Linked DNA regions of Homo sapiens: all the other regions are linked to region 1. A link is an interaction called in ENCODE POLR2A ChIA-PET data of the cell type or tissue named here. Cell type or tissue: OCI-LY7. All regions are shown on one strand. Region 1 has its middle 15 kb from the start of MIR492. Region 2 has its middle 72 kb from the start of TMCC3. Region 3 has its middle 91 kb from the start of TMCC3.

Region 1 (8,000 bases):
AAGTGCAGAAATCATCTGTCTTCTGGGTCACTTACGCTGAGAGCTGTAGACTGGAGCTGTTCCTATTCGGCCATCTTGGAACCCACTCAGCTGTTTATATATTTTCTTTGGTGAAATGTCCATTCAATTTTTGGCCTATTTTTATTTTTATTTATTTATTTATTTATTTTTAAGGTGAAGTCTTGCTCTGTCACCTAGGTGGGAGTGCAGTGGCACAGTCTTGGCTCACTGCAACCTCTGCCTCCTAGGTTCAAGCGATTCTCCTGCCCCAGACTCCCAAGTAGCTGGGATTACAGGCATGCTCTACCATGCTTGGCTAATTTGTGTATTTTTAGTAGAAACGGAGTTTCACTATGTTGATCAGGCTGGTCTTGAACTCCTGACCTCAGGTGATCTGCCTGCCTTGGCCTCTCAAAGTTCAGGGATTACAGGCGTGAGCCACCACACCCGGCCTGGCCTATTTTTAAATTGAGTTCCTTGTCTTATTATTGAGTTGTGAGAGTTCTTTATATATTCTGGATATAAGTGCCTTATCAGATATCATTTATAAATATTTTCACCCATCTGTGGCTTGCATTTCATTTTCCTTTTCTTTCACTGGTAAATATGTAGAGTAATTAATTAATTTTCTTAATGGTGACTTTTGAAGAGAGCTTTTAATTCTGAAGTCCAGTTAATCAATTTTTTCTTTTATAGTTTGTGTTTGGCCTTTGCCTCTTAGCACCCAAATATTCCTGTCTCTTTGGTTTATTCTTAGTTTAGATGTCCCAATTTTTACTCTTTCATTCTCCCTGGATCTACATTTATTCCTGTTTGAGGACAGAAGGCAAAGCCCAGCCTCCAAGTTCTCTTGCTAATACACTGTGTTGGGCACCTTCCTGGAATTGTGTGTTCAGGCCTTTGGTAACTATGCAGGCCTTTGGTAACTTTGGCTACCAAATCTTGAGATAGAAGGTGAAATTAGACCTTCCTCAGCAATTTACAATTGAAGTCAGATAAGAAAAATGACTGCTTTATATGCAAATTTTTCTTTTTTAAAAAATTAGTTGAGTGCTTCTCTACTTATTGATAAACATCAATAATTATAAAAATATCCCTTACATTGCTTTAAAGGTTTTCAGAGTTAATTTACCTTTATCTTCTCATTTAGGTCCTTTTGCAGATAAGAAATACAAGAGTTTAAGTAGAATAAAAGGGTATTTAACACAAATTAGTTAATATTGGAGACACAAGTATTATTTGATCATTTTTTCCAGAGTCTACCAAGAATTTATTTATTTATTTATTTTGAGATGGAGTCTTGCTCTGTCGCCAGGCTGGAGTGCAGTGGTGCGATCTCAGCTCACTGCAACCTCCGACTCCCTGGTTCAAGCAATTCTCCTGCCTCAGCCTCCCAAGTAGCTGGGATTACAGGCACATGCCACCACACCCAGCTAATTTTTGTATTTTTTTTTAGAGACAAGGTTTCACCATGTTGGCCAGGATGGTTTCGATCTCCTGACCTTGTGATTCGCCTGCCTCGGCCTCCCAAAGTGCTGGGATTACAGGCGTGAGCCACTGCGCCTCGCCCCAAGAATATTTACCATTCACCATGCAAAAATGAGTGGGAGGAGAGGGTAGCACTGGGCTCTGTCTACTAATCTGATGAAGCTCAGCTATAGTCAGAACCATAGAATTGCAGATTCTTGATGCTGAAAGGGGCCTTGAAACTTCAGAGTGCATCCCTTCACCCACCAGAGGAATCCTTAGATTGCTCTTGTTGGTTGATAATCTTCTGGCTCCCAGGCACTTTCAAAAAGAAAGCTTAAAACTTTTCAAGCCCGTGGGATCAATTCTTGGATAATTTTAAGTATTGGAAAATCATTTTATGTATGGAGCCTAACTTAGCCTCCCCTGTAAATTTCACCCGTTGGTGACACAAAACAACTAGTGCCATTCTTTATTGGCAGCTCTTCAAATATCGAAGAGTACCTTAAACCATCACTTCCATGGTTGCCACCTGTTCTATCAACTATTTTGTGTTTAATTTGGATTCCAGACTTACAGCTGTGATAGTCACTTCTTGCTAGATGCAATTCCGATTGTCTATATCTTTTGTGCCTAAATCAAACCTACACATCAGATATGGCCTGGCTGGGAGAGTTTTGTGAGCCTGTTAGCTCCTTTGCTCTGGGTGAGGGCTGCCCAGTGGTGTTAGTTACTTATCAGCTACATTGCAGTGCTGACACGTGTTGGGCTTGTGATTAGCCAAAACGCAAATTTTATTTTCTCCTGTGGATTTTGGCTAAGCCAGTTCTCTAATATCTTTTCTTATGTAATTGCTATCTTCAATATAAATGCAGGGATTTACAGTTAATATTACTATTTAACATTAATGATAATACTAGTAACTAGCATCTTTTGAGGACTTACTATATTTATCTTGTTGGGTTTTCCCCAGGATGTGCCTCTTGGGATCATTTTGAATCTTATTTCTTCCCTTTTCTTGGTTTTTCTCTCTACTGAGAGAAATGTTTGTATATTTAGTTCCTACCCATCTGGGTCTCCTGTCTGCCCAGATATATTTTAATTTTGGCTAGTTTATAGTGATGGTAGGATTGTAAGACCTCATGGAAGGAATTAAAGCCACCCAGATTTCTGCATGTATATCCATGTATTCCTCCATTGATATGGTTCGACTGTGTCCCCACCCAAATCTTATCTTGAATTATAGTTCCCATAATCCCCACCTGTTGGCCATTGGGGCAGTTATGGTTGGGTGGCCTGATGAGGGGGTCAAGATGCTTCCCCAAGTGCCTAATTTTATGTAAGCTTCTGGTGCTAGCAAAAAGGAGCCTTACATTACAGATAGATATTGAGGATTCTGGAAAAAATTTCCAGTCATAGAACTAAGATAATGCTCTAGAGATTGGAGTCTTTGGAGATAGTTTTTCGAGGACCCTGCCACCATCCAGCTTCCTCTCTGCTCAGGACTCCTTTAATCTGGTGTCAGTGGATTTCTCCCATCACTTTGGACATGTTCCAATTAGATTGTAATGCACCAGCATTCTTCTCCTTGACTTAAAAAAAACAGGAGGAGAATTATATTCCTTTTGTTGATAGGATTTCTCTTATAGTGTCATCATCTTCCTTTTTCTTATGCTCCCGATCTTCTGAAATCATGCTTCCCTGTGAGCCATTCCTGAATTTTTTGGTGTGTTCCCTGAGTATGGGACACACCTCAGATGGATCCGGGGATAGTTTCTTTTTGACTTGATCCAAGATATACCTCTTCATGAAAATGTATGTTGATCAGGGACTGTGGGTATGTATAGGGTCAACATTCTCTCCCATCTGCTTTTAAGTAAGTGCTGACTTTGCCAGGCCAGGTGAATGAGCCTACAGTCATTTTAAGGTGGAAATAATTGGTTAGTTTAGACTATTTCAGCATTTCCAACACCTAGATTCTAGTAGATATTCCTTGAAAAAGGTGTTAGCAGTGGTGAGTCCATACAGGTCTGCAGCAACCTCAATTCTTCCCTCTTCAGAAGAAAATATTTGACACAGAGACCAAGGCAAGTTTTAGAGGAATGAAAGTTTATTCAAAAGCTTTACAGCAGGAATGAAAGGAAGTGAACTTGGAAGAGGGCCAAGGGGGTGACTGGAGAGATCAAGTGCATGGATTCCCCATTGACTTGGGATTTTATATGTTGTCATATTTCCAGGAGCTTGTGTCCCTTGTCTCCTGATTCTTCCCTTGGGTGGGCTCTCCGCATCCGCAGTGGCTGCCAGCACTTAGGAGTGATGCATGCACGGTATGTTTACTGGAGTTGTACGCATGCTCACTCGAGGCATTCTTCTCTTACCAGTTGAATGTTCCTAGAAGGTCATATACCAGTTAAACTTTGCCATTTTGCCTCTTTTTTGCTTGAGCCCACTGGCCCAACTCCTGAGATCTTATCAGGAAACTGCTGATTCCCAGCTTCAGGTGTTTCTATCTATTGGGAGACTGCCTTTCTCTGGTGCTGGCTGTGACCAATTATTATTTTATTTTATTTTATTCTTTTATTTAGATTCTCGCTCTGTAGCCTAGGCTGGAGTGCAGTGGTGCGATCTCGGCTCACTGCAACCTCCGCCTCCCAGGTTCAAGCGATTCTCCTGCCTCAGGCTCCCGGGGAAGCTGGGATTACAGGTGCCCGCAACCATGCCCTGCCAATTTTTGTATTTTTATTAGAGATGGGGTTTCACTGTGTTGGCCAAGCTGGTCTCAAACTCCAGACCTCAAGAGATCCGCCTGCCTCAGCCTCCCAAAGTGCTGGGATTACAGGTGTGAGCCACCGTGCCCGGCCCAATTATTATTTTAGAGAGACAGTTAACAACTGCCTGACCTCAGTGGTTGCCTGACACTCCTGGAGTGGGGCAGGGGAGCCCTCTTCTGCCCTGCTCAGGTCTAACTAGCTACCTACTATCACAAAAGGAGTCTGGTTAAAAAGGTATTGTGGCAAAAGGGAGTATAGTATGGGTTCCCCAACCTTACTTGGCCGCAACACCTTTGTGTGGCTGAGCATCTTGGGATCAGCAGCCTGCAGGACACTGGAAATTGCTGGACTGAAGGTCAGTGATCTGAGAGACAGGAAAGTACCCGCAGCGAGACAGTGCGAAGAGAGCAATTTTAGAAATACTTCTGCTTTTGTTTCTCAGTTTTTGTTTCTCGGTGCTTATTTTTAACCTAAGTAGTAGTCATTTGAAGCTCTCAGAAGCTCATGGGCTCTTATCAGATGAAAGTACCCCAGACCTTGCAGGATTAGGAACATCATCTGGCCTGAACAGAAGGTAAAATTGCTGTCTGATTTTCTTTTTAGAGAAACCTGTTAGTGAAGCTGGCGATTCAGTTCTTTCTGGTATACATTTAGGACCTGTTAAATATATATTCTGCCTCAAGGGGAAATCATATTCTAAAAAGTAAACAATTCATAGGCAATTCTTGTACCTTGAGAATCCATTAATGGCTTTCAGAAGGCAAATTTTGTTGTCAAGGGGACAGGTTATATGGGCAACTTGCTTCTATTAATACTTTTCTGGGCAGATTAACTAAATGAACTAATATTTAACTTGGTCTAATAGAATGTTAGCCAGAACAGTGCCTGGTAACAACAACAATAATACTAGCTAACATTTCTTAAGTGGTCACTATGTCCCATAACTATTATACATGTGTTAACTAATTTAATCCTCACAAAAATGCAATGAGGTAGCTGTTATTTTTACTCCCACTTTATAAATGAGAAAATATAGTAATATAGCATATTTTACATATATACAGTAATATTGTAGCAGGACGAGCTGCAGACAAAACCCCTCAGACACCGAGTTAAGGAAGGGCTTTATTCGGCTGGGAGCGTCGGCAAGACTCACGTCTCCAACAACTGAGCTCCCCAAGTGAGCAATTCCTGTCCCTTTTAAGGGCTTACAACTCTAAGGGGGTCCGCGTGAGAGGATCGTGATCGATTGAGCAAGCTGGGAGTACGTGACTGGGGGCTGCATGCACTGGTAATCAGAACGGAACAGGACAGGGATTTTCACAATGCTTTTCCATATAATGTCTGGAATCTATAGATGACATAACCGCTTAGGTTAGGGGTCGATCTTTAACTACCAGGCCCAGGGCTCAGCGCTGGGCTGTCTGCCTGTGGATTTCATTTCTGCCTTTTAGTTTTTACTTCTTTATTTGGAGGCAGAAATTGGGTGTAAGACAATATGAGGGGTGGTCTCCTCCCTTAATATAGCATAATAGTGAGGCTAGAACCAGTGATTGGCTCTGTATTCATAAGAGTGAGTAACAAAGCAAAGCAGATTTTACAGTAAGTTCTTTCTTTTTTTTTTTTTTTTTTTTTTTTTTTTGAGACAGTCTCGCTCTGTGATCCAAGCTGGAGTGCAGTGGTGCGATCTAGGCTCATGGCCCGCCTCCCAGGTTCAAGCAATTCTTGTGCCTCAGCCTCCTAAGTAGGTGGGGTTCCAGGCCCCAGCCACCACACCCGGCTAATCTTTGTATTTTTAGCAGAGATGGGTTTTCACTATGTTGGCCAGGCTGGTCTTGAACTCCTGGCCTCAAGTGATTTGCCTGCCTTGGCCTCCCAAAGTGCTGGGGTTATAGGCGTGAGCCACTGCTCCCAGCCTATAGTACAGTTCTTTAATTTTGAGATTGAGCTCAGTTTCATAAAATCCTAGGTAGCATGTAATATATAATTAATTTTGGATTACTTTGTTCTCCTTTAGATATCTATCATAGGATTTTTAACTTCTAATTTGGAATTTTTAGACATCAGTAGATAGTATAAAAATGGAATTTACTTATGTATTTATTCAACAGCCTTTTTGGGGGCCAGTTTCTGAATTTGATTTTAGGGATGCAAAGATGACAGAGCCCATAGTTCCCTGTACTTACAGAGATGTCATCAAATGGCAAAGAGGTATAATCCTTCAAGCAGTTATCATTTCTTATGCCGTGATAGGAAAAGTGGTTTCATAAATCTTACTTTAAAAAGTCAAAGAGAAAAAGTCTGTAGGCTGCCTGCCGTGGGTCTGGACGCCAGGGAGGTGTCACACCTCTCAGATGACTTTTGAGTTGTTCCCCAGCCCTGGCTCGATTTCACCCAGAGCCCTCAGCTGCAGCTGGTAGCGTAATGTTGCTCCCGAATGTGGGTTTCTTAAGGCTGGGGAGAGGGCTTATCAGGGAGAGAGATCATGTGCTGTGAAAGGAGCACCACAGGCCCCTTTGATGATCTCCTTAAATGCCCTTTTCAACAGGGTCAGGTGTGCTTTTTGTAATGCAAATGAAGAGAGGAAAGCTGAGCGCAGGAGAGTTCTCTCGTGAGGGAAAGAGAAAGGCTGGCAGTGTGCTTGGCTGTGATGGAACTCATTTGACACTGAGGACTGGGTTATTCTTGTTTGTTTGTTTGTTTGTTTTCTTTTTGAGACAGAGTCTCGCTCTGTTGCCCAAGCTGGAGTGCAGTGACGTGATCTCGGCTCACTGCAACTTTCACCTCCTGGGTTCAAGTGATTCTCATGTCTCTGCCTCCCGAGTAGCTGGGATTACAGGTGTGCACCACCTCACCTGGATAATTTTTGTATTTTTAATAGAGACAGGGTTTCACCATGTTGGCCAGGTTGGTCTCAAACTCTTGACCTCAAGTGATCTGCTTGCCTCAGCCTCTCAAAGTGCTGTAATAATAGGCGTGAGTCACCTCACCTGGCCAGGACTAGGTTATTGATCATGGTGAGCAGGGGCCAGGGCCCTGGAGGCCTGTGTTTACTCATATTAGGCCCTGGCCATAAAGCCCATGCTTCCTTGCTTGAATCAACTTTAAAGGAAAGCAGGGGGGAGGGAGGGGATAGGAGCCAATGTCTCTGGGAAATTCTGCACCAAGACTCATTTTAAGTCAGTAGGCAGGGTTCTGAGCTCTTTCTTAGAGAAGCCAACTCTAGCAGCCAACCTCGGCCCTTACTGTAATCTGAAAGTGCCATGCCCCCGAAATCCAAGTTGCTATTTGGTGTGCTGTAATGATTAAATATTCATTTGTCTAACGGATTGTGTGATTTCACAGTTTAGCGATACTCTCTAGATGAAATAATTGGCCAAAAGCAATGTTGGGAGGTTTTGTTTTTGAAAAATGTTTATTGAATGTTTCATATGTGCCAGATGTTATTCTAAGTACTTTTCATCTCCTTAACTCAGTTAAATTTCACCACAGCCCTGTGAAGTCTGCACTACTGTCCCCTGGATTTTTATCTGTTTTGTATATTCCCATATCCCAGTGCTTGGCACATAAAAGACACTCAATATTTGTTGGACAAATGAATACATAAATGAATAAATCTCATATGGCTAGACATTTTGGCTTTCCAGATAACATCATGGGAGTTGGTCCTGTGGTAGATCCTGTGTCAACAGCAAGGACAGAAAGACACAGATGTTCCAATTCTGGTTTAGAAAAAAGCTTTCAGAACTAACTGCATTATTA
Region 2 (8,000 bases), 97 kb after region 1:
TATGGCAGGCCTTCCAAGGGCCAACCACGGAGAGAGAGGCTTAAAGTAAGAGGAGGAAAACTGCAGGGAACGGATAAATAAGTTAAAACACATTTATTTTCAGAAAACATGAAAACTTATCACTTTTCTATTCATCTTAAATAATATAGGTTTACTATATTATTCCTCTCATTGGTGTTTTTCTATTTTTTAATCCTTTTTTTTTTTAAGAAAAAAAGAGGATTATAAGAGGAACTAGTTTATTTACAGCGGAAGGAATTCTGATTTGCATAAATTCATGGTTCAGATTGTTAGCCAGACCAGCAAACTGTTGTTTGCTGAACATCTATTCTCTGTGAAGTACTTTGCTGAACGCCAGAGGGGGTGCTACAGTAATTAGGATGCTTTTGGGCCAACGCATTGGCTTAAGCAATAAGGAAGTTTATTGTCTTCCCTAAGAAGTGGGGCTGTCTCCAGGCCCAGTATGCCAAGCTGCTGCTCTCCTCTGTGATTCTCGTGGCCTAACCCCCTTATGTTTGATGGCCTCATCTTTAGATCAGGAACAAGATGGCTCTAGCAATCCTGGCTATCACATTCAGATTTGGTAACATCCAAGGGGGAAAAAAGGGTTGTCTCTTCCTTGTGTGTCTTACATGTGAAATCGTCTCTCCCAGAAGCCCCCATCAGACTTTTCTCACATCCCTTTCACCAGATTGGATCATATGTGCATTTGTAAACCAGTCACTGGCTGAGGAAGTTGCCACTGTTGGCTTAGATCAGGGGTAGGCAAACTACAGTTAGCTGCCTGTTTTTATAAATAAAGTTTTATCGGCATATCCCACGCCCACTCATTTACATATTGTCTTTTGCATTGCAGTGGCAGAGTTGAGTAATGTGACAGAGACTGTTTGGCCCACGAAGCCTAAAATATGTACTGTCTGCCACTTTATAAAGCAAGGGCCAATCTTTGGCTTAAAACTAATCATTTGGGGCATATATGTTGAAAAGGCAAGCACAGCGGCCACTGTAGATACAAAAGAGGTATAAAATATGATCTTATTCCTCAAAGAGATTACTGAGGGAAATTTTATATATAGTAGAGACGGGGCCTCACCCTGTTGCCCAGGCCGGAGTGCAGTGGTGCAATAGTAGCCTCACTGTAACCTTGAACTCCTGGCCTCAGGGGATCCTCCTGCCTTGGACTCCCGAAGTGCTGGGATTACAGGTGTGAGCCACCATGCCTGGCCCAGAAACGATATTTTAGTGCATTAAATAGCTACAAATGCTCATTATAGTTTAATACCCAAATAAAAGGTATTTCATACATATTTATAATTGGAAACTATGTAGGAAACAATGTCAATTAATTTGTGTCCCAAATGGGTGCTGTTATTTATTTCATTCTACTACAAAGTAGAAAAACAGGCAAACCACTCTACCCACTTACCAAGCTACATTTCAAAGAAATTATGAAAATGGACATCAGATAAAGAAAACCTAAGGACATGAAAGCATTTTTAAAATTCTAGGAAAAAATAACAATAATATTTAAAAAGAAATTCTTATGCAGATTAAGAAACCATGCTGAAAAGGAATAGAAAGTGATAATGTTAACAAGTAGCGCAGTGAAGGCACAGCCTCTCAACTCTTATTTTGCATCTCCTTTTTCCTTCATGGAAATTGATCTAAAAACCAAAGAGAGTAAAGCAAGCAGTGTTTAAAAGAGTCATGAATAGGCAACACAGGGAATCTTTGCAGAGTTAGAACCGTTGAATATCTTAACTGGATTCGCAATTATACATGAGTGATAAAATTGTATAGAGGTTCACATACAAAAATCCAGGTGAAACAGGAAATCTGAGTAAGATGGGGGGAATTATATCAAATGTCAATTTTATGGTTGCAATATTATACTATAGTTTTGCAAAAACAGTTGAGGGAAACAGTACAATGTACAAGGGATCACTGTATTATGTTTTACAACTCCATGCAAATCTTTAATTATCTCAGCAAAGTTTTCAATTAAAAAGACAAATGAATTAAAAGGACACTGAAACACTGGATAGGTGGAAAGATGTGAAGAAAACCCAGCTGATTACATCCCACATGTAAAGGAACTGACCTCAAAGCAACTGTTAGTACTCTTTTTTTTTTTTTTTTTAATTTTATTTTATTTTAAAGACGAGGCCTCGCCATGTTGCTCAGGCGGGTCTCAAACTCCTGGCCTCACGCCAGCCTCCCACCTCTGCCTTAAAGAGTGCTGGAGTTACAGGCATGAGCCACCACGCCTGGCCCTATTAGTAAATTTGGAAAGGTTATAGAGAATAGGAGCGATCCTAAAAAATAGGAAAATGCAGGGTGTTGTTCCACTTTTTCACAAATGGTCTTTGACATTTCATGTAAACCCTGACAAGTTTATAATAGATCCTCAAATATTTGTCAGCAATTGGAGAAGAATAAAGAGATCACCAGGAACCCATAAGGGTTCGCTAACAACACTCATTATGGTAACCAGGCTCAGGGAACAATATCTAGATAGTGAATCTCAGTTTCAGCAAAGCAGTCACAAAACTCCTCATTAAAATATTGAAAATAAGATTGTATACTTATTTGGAGACAGTCAAGTGGATGATTTTTGCCAGAAAATGTTGATTCTGTTGGTTTTAGACCAAACTAAAGTAATGCCTGTAATAAAGAGCCATGTTATTAGTAACTTGGATAAAAACAAAGAAGACTTTATCAAAAAATTTGCAGCTGGGCTGGGCGTGATGGCTCACATCTGTAATCCCAGCACTTTGGGAGACTAAGGTGGGTGGATCACTTGAGCCCAGGAATTCGAGACCAGCCTGGGCAACATGGTGAAATGCTGTCTCTACTAAAAATACAAAAATATTAACCTAGCATTGTGGCATGTGCCTGTAGTCCTAGCTACCTAGGAGGCTAAAGTGGGAGGATCACCTGAGCCCAGGAAGTCAAACGAGTTGCTGCAGTGAGCCGTGATTGTGCCACTGCACTCCAGCCTGGGCGACAGAGTGAGACCCTGTCTCAAAAGAAAAAACAGAAAATGCAGCTGATATAAACATCTCAGAAAGATACCTCATTATGATAAATGACAATTTCAGATTCTATGGAAGTGCTGACATAATAGGCACAAACTAATAAAGCTAAATAAAAAAGCAAAAATTGTGAAGTCATACATTTAGGTTTCAAAGAGTGATCATAAATGTACACGATGAAATAGAAGCAGCTTTATGGCACTTCATTTGGAAAGAAGAAATCAGAGGGATTTAATTGGTGCTGTAATTGGCTGGGCCTTGCCACATAGCATGCAAACAACTGGGAGTAAACCAGGACTGACTATGGGCAGAATCTGGAAGAAAAGGATAGATTGAGTGGGGAGGGCATGATCGGGGGAGAAGGGAAAGGAATAAAGAGATCCACTTTGGCCTCACAGAGTGCTGGGTCAGTGGCTAGAAGGAATTGCACCCAAGGGACTGACTGACCTAGTGACTGGATTTTGAAGCATCCAGGCTATGTCGACAGAGTTCCTTCAAAATGATGAACATATCAGGAGCAACAGAGAAGGGCTGGTAGGAACTAGGTAGAGGTTCAAAGTTGAACTCTAATCCCCCCTGGAAACTGAGGAAAGCCCGAGTCCCAGGACTCTGGGAAGAAAGGGTGAGCACTCCAGCAAGGCCAAGGAATGGGCTACATTGGGGAATGTGTATCAGGGTTAAGGACACTACCTTTGGAGCCTGCCAGAGTACTCTGTATTCACCCCTTCCTTCCAGTGTGCCTTGCACTGGTTACTGGACATTTCTGAGGCTGGGTTTTTGCCTTGATTCAATGGGGAATTGTTGGGAAAATTAAATATGGTTTATTAGATGGTTAGGACAGCTCCTTGAATTGTGGAATAGAAGTTCTACCAGGCACTTTGGGCTCTATTTTACAGACACAGATGAATTCTAGAACATATTTACCTGTTAGGAGGCATTTCCGGTTGCAGAAGTGACTCTGAATCCTGTGTATTAAAATCACTTTGGGAGCATTTTTTAAAATTCTGATTTTTTTAAAGGATACTCAGAACAATTGACCCTGAATCTCTGTGGTTGGACTCAGCCATTCATAGTTTTTAAAGCTTTCCAGATGATTTTAACTGTGCAGCTAGCATTGACAGCCATTGTCTTACTCTATTATCAATCCTGGTTGTCATTGGTTCAGGGCCCAACTAAATCTGCAGGGGGGCCACCTCATTGGAGACAGCTAGGAGTAGCTGTGGCCAGTGGAGACTGATGGCCAGCTGTGAGCTTGAGATGAGCGAACAGGGAGGGGCAGCTGCTAAAACCCCCCCAGACACATTCACTAATATGACCCATCTACTTGAAGAGAAGCACTCTATGGAGAGAGGAAAGAACAGTCACACTGAACTCTGAGGTGACCGAGGCACATCTGGGGTGTTGTATTCTGTTTTAGGAAGAATACAGACAAGAGGAGAACTTTTTTCTGGGCCTTTGGATTGAGCTGGGAAAAGTAGCAGCATCAAGAAAGGCATCACATTGTCTGCTGGAGCGCAGGGCATTTGCTATGAATGATGAGTCTGGGGAGCCTACGGTATACGAAGAGGAGAAGATAATCCAAGTTCAGGAAGTACAGCAAGAAGTCAAGAGATGAGTTTTGATGGGCATTCTCTCAGGCTTAGGGCTGAAAATTAGAAACAGGGTTGACTGACAAAGACAGAAAATGTGTGCGTTGATAAAAGCCAGTTGAGAAATAAATTCGACAGACACTGAGCGGTTAGCATACTCCCCTGGGTCAAGGGCATATTTAAAACTCCCAAAACATACCCAGTGAAAGGGGAGCAGGATGATAAGGAGCAGTGACCATGTCTGGTGAGTAACAGTTGAAGAACTGGGGGTGGTGAGCTGCAGACTGCAGAGCTGAGCGGGATGACAGCTGTCTTAAGATACTTGAAATATTCACTTGTAGAAGAGGGTTTTGGTCCACTGAGTAGACATTACAGGAAATCAGACTTTTGGTCAATAGTAGGAAATTGCTTTAGTATCAGGAACTGAAACTAGAATAAGATTATGTCCTGTGAGGTAGTAAACTCCCTGTCACTAGAGATATTCAAGCTGATATTGTAGGAGTTACTAGTATTATGTGGTAAGTAGGACTAGATTAGTGGGAGGGTTTCAAGTCCTCCAGTCTTATTCTAACAGGCCCAACTCAACTCTTATTTGATTTAAATGTGTAATATGTTGTAGGATTTTATTTATTTATTTTTGAGATCGAGTCTTGCTCTGTCGCCCAGGCTGGAGTGCAGTGGCGCCATCTCGGCTCACTGCAAGCTCTGCCTCCTAGGTTCACGACATTCTCCGTCGTCAGCCTCCTGAGTAGCTGGGACTACAGGCGCCCGCCACCACGCCCGGCTGATTTTTTGTATTTTTAGTAGAGACAGGGTTTCACCGTGTTAGCCAGGATGGTCTAGATCTCCTGACCTCCTGATCTGCCCGCCTTGGCCTCCCAAAGTGCTGGGATTACAGGCATGAGCTACCGCGCCCAGCTGGATTTTATTTTTTAAAGGGATATGCCAAAAAAGAGAAAGAAACTAGAATTATTAAAATTATTTTAAAAGCTTTTTAATTGACGATAATTGTATATATGTAAAGGGTATGATGAAATGTTTTGATATATGTTTAAGTTGTGTAACAATTAGATCAAGCTAATTAACATAGCCATCACCTGACATACTTATCTTCTTTTTGTGGTAAGAACATTTAAAATCTACTTTAAAAATAAATAAATAAAAGAGAGACAGTGTCTTGCTCTGTCATCCAGGCTGGAATGTAGTGGCATGATCATAGCTCACTGCAGCCTTGAACTCCTGGGCTCAAGAGATCCTCACACTAAGCCTCCTAAGTAGCTGGGACTACAGGCGCACACCACCATGCCCAGCTTATTTTTGTATTATTTTGTAGAGATGGAGGTCTCACCATCTTGCCCAGGCTGGTTTCCAACTCCAGGCCTGAAGTTACCCTCCCACCTTGGCTGCTCAAGGTCCTGGGATTACGAGTGTGAGCCACTGCACCCGGCCCTAAAATCTATTTTAGCAAGTTTGAAATACGTATTATGTTATTATTAATTATAGTCAAAATTCTGTGCAATAGATCACTAAAGCTTATTTCTGTAGTCTAACTAAAAAAAAAAAAAAAATGTTGGGACAAAGTCTCACTCTGTTGCCTAGGCTGGAATGCAGTGGTACAATCATATCTCACTGCAGCCTTGAACTCCTGGGCTCCAGCCATCTTCCCACTTCCCCTTCCTGAGTAACTAAGACTACAGGTGCATGCCACTATGCCTGGCTAATTTTTTAAAATGTTTTTTTTATAGAGACTGGATCTCGCTATGTTGCCCAGGCTGGTCTCAAACGCCTGGCCTCAAGTAATCCTCCCATCTTAGCCTCCCAAAGTGCTGGGATTTCAGGTGTGAGCCATTGTGCATGGTCTGAAACTTTGTACCTTTTGTTCAGCGTCTTTCCTTTCCCCATCCCTCTCCCCGTCCCCACCCCCAGCCTCTGGTAACCACCATTCTACTTTCTACTTCTATGAATTTGACTTTTTTAATGATATGATTCTTTGATTTCCATTACAAGGAAAGACACGATGACAAATATTTGATCAATGAATGCTGCTTGTTTGCATAACCAACTAAGAGATTCAAGCATGTATGTAAATACGGACTCTTTTTCAATGCAGGTGGGGTGACATGGAGAGTCCGTAAATTTACTTTTCTTGGTCTTGTAGTTTGGGAAGCATCATTGGCTATCTGCCTTAAAAATTTAAGCTATTTTATGTTCCTTTCAACAAATGTGTGTAGTACGTACCAAGTGTAAGGCATCATCCTGTACTTTGACAATTGGAAACCTTCTCTCCCCAACTTCTACCAATTGGAAGTTAATTTCAGCACTGAAACCACCTCCCATATTTAACAAGAGCATCACAGCACAACAAATATAAACAGTGATGACAGTGAACATTTATCCGTTGCTTCCCCAATATGATTTCTCCCTTCTGTCTTCCTAATAACCCCCATTTCCATTCTTAACTAGGGCAGAACCAAGACACACCGACAGTTAAGCTGATTTGTCTGTTCCCTCAGATGGATTTGTGATGACATTTCTGATGACATTTTACACTGCCATTGGTCTCACTGTGCTACTGATAGTTCACTAGCTTCATAAAGTTACCTCTTAAGCAAGTTTTATATATTGATGGACTCTTGTCCAGTTGCCTTTTGGGAGACAGAGGAATATCCTGTAATGACTGCTGTATCTCTTACCATGGGTTGCTTTTTTATTTTTTCATCAATGAAGGAACTCAGTGCTGTACTCTCAGCTATTTAATTTTTCTTTCCTTCCTCATTAAAAAAACAAAAAACAAAAAACAGAGCCAGGTACGGTGGCTCACACCTGTAATCCCAGCATTTTGGGAGGCTGAGGCGGGCCAATCACAAGGTCAAGAGATTGAGACCATCCTGGCCAACATGGTGAAACCCCATCTCTACTAAAAATACAAAAATTAGCTGGGTGTGGTGGTGCATGCCTGTAGTCCCAGCTAATTGGGAGGCTGAGGCAGGAGAATCGCTTGAACCTGGGAGGCAGAGGTTGCAGCGAGCTGAGATCACGCCACGGAGCGAGACTCCATCTCAAAAACAAAACAAAACAGAAAACCTATTAGTGATCAATTTCAAATTAATAGATACATAAAATTCTAAATGTAATTATTTTTTAAAAAACCCAGTAAGATAGAAGGAGAACCTATAGATTGAAAGACTTAAAGGACATATTAACCAATCATTATATATGGTCCTTATTTGAATCTTGATTCAAACAACTGTAAAACAAAACAAATGTTAAACTAAATTTGGCCTGAGACTGCCTCCATACCATGAGTCCCTACTTAACAAGCTAACCTAACTTAGAATGTAAATAAACTTGAAAGCCTAATTTAGGAGTGTATTTT
Region 3 (8,000 bases), 77 kb after region 1:
GCGGCATACAAACAGGTTTGAAGTTGCTTGCTAAGAGAATCCAGGAAAATAAGTTATCTCTTTAAGTTTGTTCCACCTGAGTGAGCCAACGCCATCATGCTCATGTCCAGTGGAGTCATTAGCAGCGCCTTAAAGAAGAGAAGCAGGAGTGCCAGGAACTGCCTGGCTCCTGCTCACCCTGGATTTGCCAGGATTCCTGCCTTCTGCCCTCCCTGCGGGTCAGCCCCGTTCAGCTCCATTGCCATATGCACTGAGTAACTTTTCATCCTCTGCAGTCTCCTCATTGCCTTTCTCAGGCAGCAATTCATAGCTTATGTTGGCTTTTCTCTCCTTATTTTCAAAGCTTTCTCTGGGTGGAAAAAGCAGGATATTTGGAGTCAGTCTGGGTTTGAATCCTGACTTACCAGCTAGGAAATTTTACTTAAAAGTGGGGATCATGAACAAGTCTATAAATTTTTGTGTGATGAAGTCTTGTTTCCTGTGAAGCTGTTTATTTTCCACCATTAACGAAGGATGTTGTGTAGTCTCGGTGCATCTAGGAGGACAAAACTGGGAGTCTTGGGGATAAAGTTAAAATGAATTTAAAGCTAAAGTTCAATTGGGGCTCTGTTTGTTTTTTTAAATTGTGGCCGGAAATTAGCCTCTTTGAGGTTTTTCCAGATTTATTTTCATGAACAAGTTAAATTTCAAATTGTCAATATTCAAGAAAACATGACAATGTTGTTGTTTAATAATAATAAAAATAAAATGACTCCAAAAAAATGGGGATCACTAATAACCTTGTCCTAAGACTACTGAGTTTGAGATATTATAAGTGCAAAATGGTGCATCTGTAGCTGCTTTAAGCCTTCATTAGCTCCCCTTTGCCCATGGAATAAAATCCAAGCCCTCTTAGATTAAAACTCGGGGTCCTCAGTCCCTCCCCTTGTCTTCCTTCCCACCCCCATTACCTCCCGCCCAATACCCCGGCTCCAGGCCACCTCTCACCTCCCTGCATCTGCTTTACACCGGCCCTTTGCTCAGCTAAAGGGTTGTTCGTTGTTTAAGACTCAACTGAGCAAAAGAAGCCGGGACAAAAGTGTACATCAGAAGATTCTGTTTTTATGAAGTCCAAGAACACACAAAACTAATCTGTAATGAAAGAATTCAGAAATCGGAGAAGGGGGAGGGATTGATAGGAAAGGGATATGCTGGAACTTTCTGGGGGTGATGGAAGTGTTTTAAACCTTGTTTTTGATGGTGGCTACACAAACATATGCAGTTGTTGAAACTTATGAAACTGAATACTTAACATCTGTGCATTTTGTTGTATATTAATAATACCTTTCAAAAAATAAGTCATGTACATAATCTTCTCCAGAAAGCTTTCCCAGGTGAAATTTAGCCTCTCTTTATGTCCCCAACTCCGTGCACTCATTTCTGTCCTTGCATTTAGTACACTGCATTGTAAGTGTCTCCTTTTTATGGGTTCTGTGCTCTTTTAGTCTGTAAGTTCCTGTAAGGATTCAGACACTTGCTACCTGTGGAACCTTGGGAATGCTGCTCAACCTTAACCTGTCTATGCCTAAGTTTCCTAATCTAAAAATGGGAAAATAATAGTGTTTCCTACATGGGGTTATTTTGATGATGAAATGAGGATATGTATGAAAGGACCCAGTATGTAGTAGGCACTCAGTAATTATTAATCCTGTAACAGGGCAGAAAATGTATTCACGTTACACTTAGTGCAAAGAAAGGATAGCTTTATTTCTATAGCTAGCCCAATCCTCATTTGAGCCCCTCTTTTCTCCTAAGCAGGATAGCAGAGGAAAACTAAGTTTTATTCCAGTCTGATAACTCTGTCTCATCTAACAATTTAAACACCTAATAAATTATTTTAGTAAGTATTGATGAGAACAAAATGCATATCACTCGTTTTCTTCAGGTTCACTAAGAGCTTTCTGCAGTACATTGATTTAGAAGGTAATGCACAGTTTGAACCATTTCTGATTCCAGAAAACAAACAAACGTGAAGAAACCCTACTGTCTCTTGGCAGTTTGCAAATAGGTCATTAGTATCAACCATTATTATGCAGGAAAAAAAAAGTGAGCAAACCTTTTGACCTGAGTGTGGAAAACAAGATCTTTCCCCTGATGTTCAGTATGAAGAATGCCCACTCAAGAGCTGGGGGCCTCAGGCAGGAAGAAGATTAATCATGTAGCACCTTCCACTGTGACTTGACTATGCTGCCTATTCCAGTGGACTCCAAACAAGTGTGCAGATTAATAATTCATGCTGGCAATGACTTTGACCTCCCTGAGTCGTCTCCCTGATTAGCCAAACATTTAGTCATGGCCATAGATAAAGAGTAATTAAAAACTAAGGTCTTCTTTCTAGCCATCTCTGCACCCAACTGTAGATAGATACATCCTGGCCTCTGGCTGAATGTCCTTAGGTTGAATCCTTTTCCTTTAGCTTCACCCTACTGCATTGATTATTTCCTGTTCTGATTGCCAATCTGCAGTGACGTGTTCAAACCATGCCTGTGGGTACAGGAAGGTTACCTGGTGTGGGCTGAGAGTTGTGGTCATGGCCCTCCGCCTATCCAGATTCATTCAGATTCTGTACCAGCCTCTGAGGAGTGTGTGGGTGTCAGATAGGCCGGGTATCTTATGTGCCACAGGCTTGGACAGATCTCTGAACCTTCCTGAACCTCAGCTCCCTGGGCCTCCAAACCCAGACCAATAGTTTCTGCCCTGCCTGCCTCACAGGGGAGGAAGTGACAATACTTGGTAAATGTTTACAGTTGAAAACACATTTAAATGTAAATTGTTTTTGAAAGGGCAGATACTGTGTGATATCACTTATATAAGGTACCTGAGAGGAATAAAATTCACAGAGACAAAAAGTAGACTGGTGATTGCAGGGCCTGAGGAGATGGGCTAGAGAGTTGTTGTTTCAAGTTGTTGTTTAATGGGTACAGAATTTCAGTTTGGGATGATGGCTGTGTATCAGTGTAATACCACTGAACTGTACACTTAAAAATGGTGCACATGGGCTGGGCGCGGAGGCTCACGCCTGTAATCCCAACACTTTGAGAGGCCGAGGTGGGTGGATCACGAGGTCACGAGTTCAAGACCAGCCTGGCTAAGATGGTGAAACCCCATCTCTACTAAAAATACAAAAATGAGCTGGGCGCGGTGGCAGGCGCCTGTAATCCTAGCTACTCGGGGCAGGAGAATCGCTTGAACCCGGGCAGCAGAGGTTGAGTGAGCCGAAATCGCACTGTTGCACGCCAGCCTGGGCAATAGAGTGAGACTCCGTCTCAAAAAAAAAAAAAAAGAAAAAGAAAAAGAAAAAGGTTCACATAAGCTGGATGTGGTGGCGTGCACCTATAGTCCCAGCTACTCTGGAGGCTAGGGCAAGAGAATCGCTTATGCCTGGGAGTTCAAGGCAACATAGGGAGACCCATCCCTTTTAAAAAATGGTTTAAATTGTGGTGTATATTTTACTATAATTTTTAAAAAATGTTAGTCGTCGGCTGGGCGCGGTGGCTCACGCCTGTAATCCCAGCACTTTGGGAGGCCGAGGCGGGCGGATCACAAGGTCAGGAGATCGAGACCATCTTGGCTAACACGGTGAAACCCCGTCTCTACTAAAAATACAAAAAATTAGCCGGGCGCGGTGGCGGGCACCTGTAGTCCCAGCTACTCGGGAGGCTGAGGCAGGAGAATGGCGTGAACCTGGGAGGCGGAGCTTGCAGTGAGCCGAGATTGCGCCACTGCAATCCGGCCTGGGCTGAAGAGCGGGACTCCGTCTCAAAAAAAAAAAAAAAAAAAAATGTTAGTCGTCTTAATGTTCCCATACCTGCAAGTCTTCACAAGCTAACCCCGAATAGCATCCTTCCTGCCACTCCTGGTCCTTAGAATAGGATGCCAAACCCTCAGTCTCCTATGGCTTTCCCTCCTCTGAATGCACTGGTTGAATGGAGATGTTTGAGATGATCAAGTCTGTATTGAGCCCTGCCTTGGGTCAGGCACAGGACATACAAAGATCAATAGATGCAGTGCCTCAGGTCTGGTGTGGGATGCAGACCAGTCAACGGGGCATTTTGATACAGTGTGGGAGAGGCTGTGATGGGGTGGCCAGATTCTGTGGGAGGGCAGGAAGGCTTCCTAGGGTCCTGAAAGGCATATTGGAGTTAACCAGACCAGGAAACTGTCAGAGGCACAGCCGCTGCCTCCATTTCCCTAATGCTCCATTTACTCTCATCTCTGCCTTTGCTGGTGCTCTTCCTTTGGCTAGAATCCACCCTTTCCTTTCTTTCCCCATTAAAAACCCCCTCATCCTTAAAGTGCCAGCTGAAGTGCTGCCTCCCTTCTGGAGGCATTCCCTCCGCCCAGCTGGAATGACTCTCCCCTGCTCCTGAGCTCCCACAGCCCCCTCTTAGGTCCCCATTCAGCACATGTTTCATTCTGTCAGGTAATCCAGCTCTTTATATTTCTGTCTCTCTTGTTGGATGAATTTTGGGACTTTTATAGTTCCAAGTAAGAAAAACCAACAGGAACCAGCTGCAGCATAAAAGAGTCATTTATCAGAATACAGGGTGTCTTCCCTGGACCAAGATTGTTCCTGGCTGTCCCTGCTCATCTTTCCCCTTTCTCTGTCTGCTTCCAATCCACGTGGCAGAAGCAGGTGACATTCCACAAATTCCAGGTCTGGCCCACTTTTACCTTTCAAGAGCTCAGCCCAGGGAAGGTTTCGATGCTACTTGGGTCATTGATCACCCCTTGACCAATTAACTGTGGCTAGGGAAGCAGGATCACATGTACACACGGTGGGGGGCAAAGCCCATGTGCCTTGGGGAAGAGAATCCCTTAAGTCAGCGTGAGCTGAGTTCTGTAGCATTGAGCACTGCAGACTACTCAGCCCTTATAGCCCTCTTCCCTGGCCTTCCCACCCTGCTCCCCACTCCACCTCCCCTGTGGTTTTCTTCCTGCCTCTCTGGCCATTTCTTCATTTTCTCTCTCTCTGTCTCTGTTTTTCTCTTTTCTTTTTTTTCTTTCTTTCTCTCTCTTTCTTTTCTTTCTTTCTCTCTCTCTCTCCTTTCTTTTCTCTCTTTCTCTCTCTCCTTTCTTTCTCTCTTTCTCTCTCTTTCTTTCTTTTTTTCTTTCTTTCTTTCTTTTCTTCCTTCCTTCTGTCCTTCCTTCCTTCCTTCCTTTTCTTTTCTTTTCTCTCTCCCCTCTTTTCTTTTCTTTTTAGAAGCAGGGTCTGGCTGTGCTGCCCAGGCTGGAGTGCAGTGGTTATTCACAGGTGTGATCACTGTAGCCTTGAGCTCTTGGACTGAAGAGATCCTCCTGCCTCAGCCTCCCAAGTAGCGGGAACCATGGGCATGTGTCACCATGCCTGGCTCCAGTTTTTTCTCTGTGGATGCTGCGCCTTAATTCATCCCTGGTATTAGTATTTTCTATAGTTTCACTTATGCATCTACCCGTTTTTTCATTTTCTTTAGATGATCTCATGAAGTCCCATGACTTCAATTGCTATTTGCATTCAAATTATAGTTACTGCTTAGATCAGAGTGCCTGACCCATAGATTCTGTTATCTGGTGATCATCTCCATGAGATGTCCCAAGTGCCAAAAACTGAATGTGCCTTGTGTCTCTCACCCCTTCCTGACACTCCCATTCACCTGAGCCTCCTGCATTCCCTGCCTCTGTGGACAGCATCACCAGCCACCCCCTGTCACATCTGGGAGTCACTTTCACTGCTTCTCATTCTTTACCTGAGAAATCCAGTCTGTCACCAGACCCTTTCCCCATTACCTCCTAAACACCTCTGAAATCCATCCACTGCTGTGGCCTTAATTCAGGCCTTACTGTCTTGTACTAGACTCCTGTGCCACCTTGCAATTTGCTTTCCCATAGTGCAGCCCATTTAATCTTCCTATATAAAGAATCTGGTTATGTCAGTCCCTTGTTTAAAATCCTTCAGTGGCTCCTCATTGCTACTGGGATGAAAGTCACACTTTGATGTGCGATATACAAAAATCTCCATTGCCCACCTGCCCGTCTTCATCTCTTGCTTTCTCTACAGCCTTTGTGGCCCATTAGCAGTTTCTGAATGTGCTCTGCTCTCTTAAGATTCCTTTTCATGCTTTCTTTTCTTTTTTAAAAAATTAGGCTTTATTACTTACAAATGAAGCCTTAATATAAGAGTAAAAATGTATAGACCACTTCTCAAATTATAAAGGGAAAATAAGAGATCATTATATTCAGGGGCAATATACTTATCACTATGGTATCTGTTTAAAAAGCTGCTGTAGCAAAGACATGGAATCAGCCTAAATGCCAAGCAATGGTAGACTGGATAAAGAAAATGTGCATATACACCATGGAATACTACACGGCCGTAACAAAGAATGAGATCATGTCCTTTGCAGCAACATGGATGGGGCTGGAGGCCATTATTCTAAGCAAACTAACACAGGAACAGAAAACCAAACACTGCATATTCTCACTCACAAGTAGGAGCTAAACACTGAGTACATGTGGACACAAAGAAGGGAACAGAAGATGCCGGGTCTACTTGAGGGTGGCGGGTGGGAAGAGAGAGAGGGTTGGAAAACTACCTGTCAGGTACTATGCTTATTACCTGGGTGATGAAATAATCTATACACCAAACCCCCGTGACACACTATATACCTATATAACAAACCTGCACATGTACCCCTGAACCTAAAATAAAAGTTAAAAAAAGGGCCGGGCGCGGTGGCTCATGCCTATAATCCCAGCACTTTGGGAGGCTGAGGTGGGTGGATCACGAGGTCAAGAGTTTGAGACCATCCTGTCTAACACGGTGAAACCCCGTCTCTACTAAAAATACAAAAAGTAGTGGGCCACGTTGGTGGGCGCCTGAAATCCCAGCTATTCGGGAGGCTGAGGCGGGGGAATAGCGTGAACCCGGGAGGTGGCGGTTGCAGTGAGCCGAGATAGCGCCACTGCACTCCAGCCTGGGTGACAGAGTGAGACTCCATCTCAAAAAAAAAAAAAAAGAAACACTTCTTTATATTGATAAATTTAGGGAGTTGCTTTTCAACTCAAATTTGAATTTGATGTTAATAATTTTAAATTAAAATGCTATTTAAATACACTTGGACAGAGATAGTTTTCAAGTTGATATGCTTTTGCTAAGATAAAGAATTGTCAAAGTAGATGCAAATGTAAGAGAAAAATGATTTATTGATGGTTGAGCTGCGGAAACTTTTAAATATGTTTCAAACAATTTAGGTATGTGAAACTACTCTTATAAATATAAGTTTTATGAAATCTAATGTATCTCAAGTATGTCTAGTAAAAATTTAGCTCTTGAAATAAGATGTTTTATAAGTATAAAACACACACTGAATTCTGAAGGCTTTGAAAGCCTTCAAAGAAATGGAAACTATCTCATTAGTAATTTTTCTAATACTTACATGTTGAAATGGTAATTTGGATATAATGGATTCCTATTTATTAAATTTACTCAAGATATCATATAAGTAACCACTGCTATTAAATTAAAATATTACTTTGTCCTGTAAACCTTGTACCTAATGCAGCAGGTAATCATTATTACTTCAGTGTAAGTTACCATAATTTTTCATCCATGCTGGCTGCCTGGTGAGATACTCTTCTATGGACCAATCACCAGTGCTTTGCTCTGTTTAGCAGCAAACTTTCATAAGGTATTCAAAGATGAAAGTGAGCAAAAAGTGTAGTTTTGTACCACAGCATGAAAATTTGAGGTTGCCAAAGTCTTAAATAATGATTTTTAAAAATTATCCAGTTAGCAAAAGTACTTAAACAGGCTGGGTGTGGTAGATCATGCCTGTAATCCCACTTTGGGAGGCCAAGGCGGGTGGATTGACTGAGCCCAGGATTTCAAGACCAGCCTGGGCAACATAGCAAGACCTCATCTCTATAAAAACTATAAAAAATTAGCCGGGCACTGTAGCATGCACCTATAGTTCCAGCTACTC

Evidence for each region. ChIA-PET counts read pairs that join two places held together with the same protein. Peaks named below come from ENCODE experiments on the same cell type or tissue, not always from the same donor. Only the 100,000 strongest peaks of a DNase experiment are listed, where the experiment ranks them.
Region 2: POLR2A ChIA-PET joins it to region 1 with 10 read pairs; 2 of 35 experiments call an interaction of 5 or more read pairs at or near these places.
Region 3: POLR2A ChIA-PET joins it to region 1 with 18 read pairs; 4 of 35 experiments call an interaction of 5 or more read pairs at or near these places.

The regions. Positions count from the first base shown.
Region 1 is chr12:94,814,902-94,822,901 of GRCh38, reverse strand. No RefSeq gene overlaps it. Among named protein-coding and RNA genes, the nearest start is that of MIR492, 15 kb to the left of the region's middle. RefSeq lists enhancers at 4,342-4,861, 6,842-6,931, 6,452-7,091. In OCI-LY7, a CTCF peak has its summit at 4,432 (motif pointing left); DNase peaks (open chromatin) are centred at 4,411, 4,731, 5,941 and 6,771; H3K4me3 peaks cover 3,300 bases; H3K27ac peaks cover 5,310 bases.
Region 2 is chr12:94,718,364-94,726,363 of GRCh38, reverse strand. No RefSeq gene overlaps it. Among named protein-coding and RNA genes, the nearest start is that of TMCC3, 72 kb to the right of the region's middle. In OCI-LY7, CTCF peaks have their summits at 355 and 5,336; DNase peaks (open chromatin) are centred at 363 and 4,963; H3K4me3 peaks cover 1,916 bases; H3K27ac peaks cover 2,789 bases.
Region 3 is chr12:94,737,965-94,745,964 of GRCh38, reverse strand. No RefSeq gene overlaps it. Among named protein-coding and RNA genes, the nearest start is that of TMCC3, 91 kb to the right of the region's middle. In OCI-LY7, no CTCF peak of the experiment used is centred here; no DNase peak of the experiment used is centred here.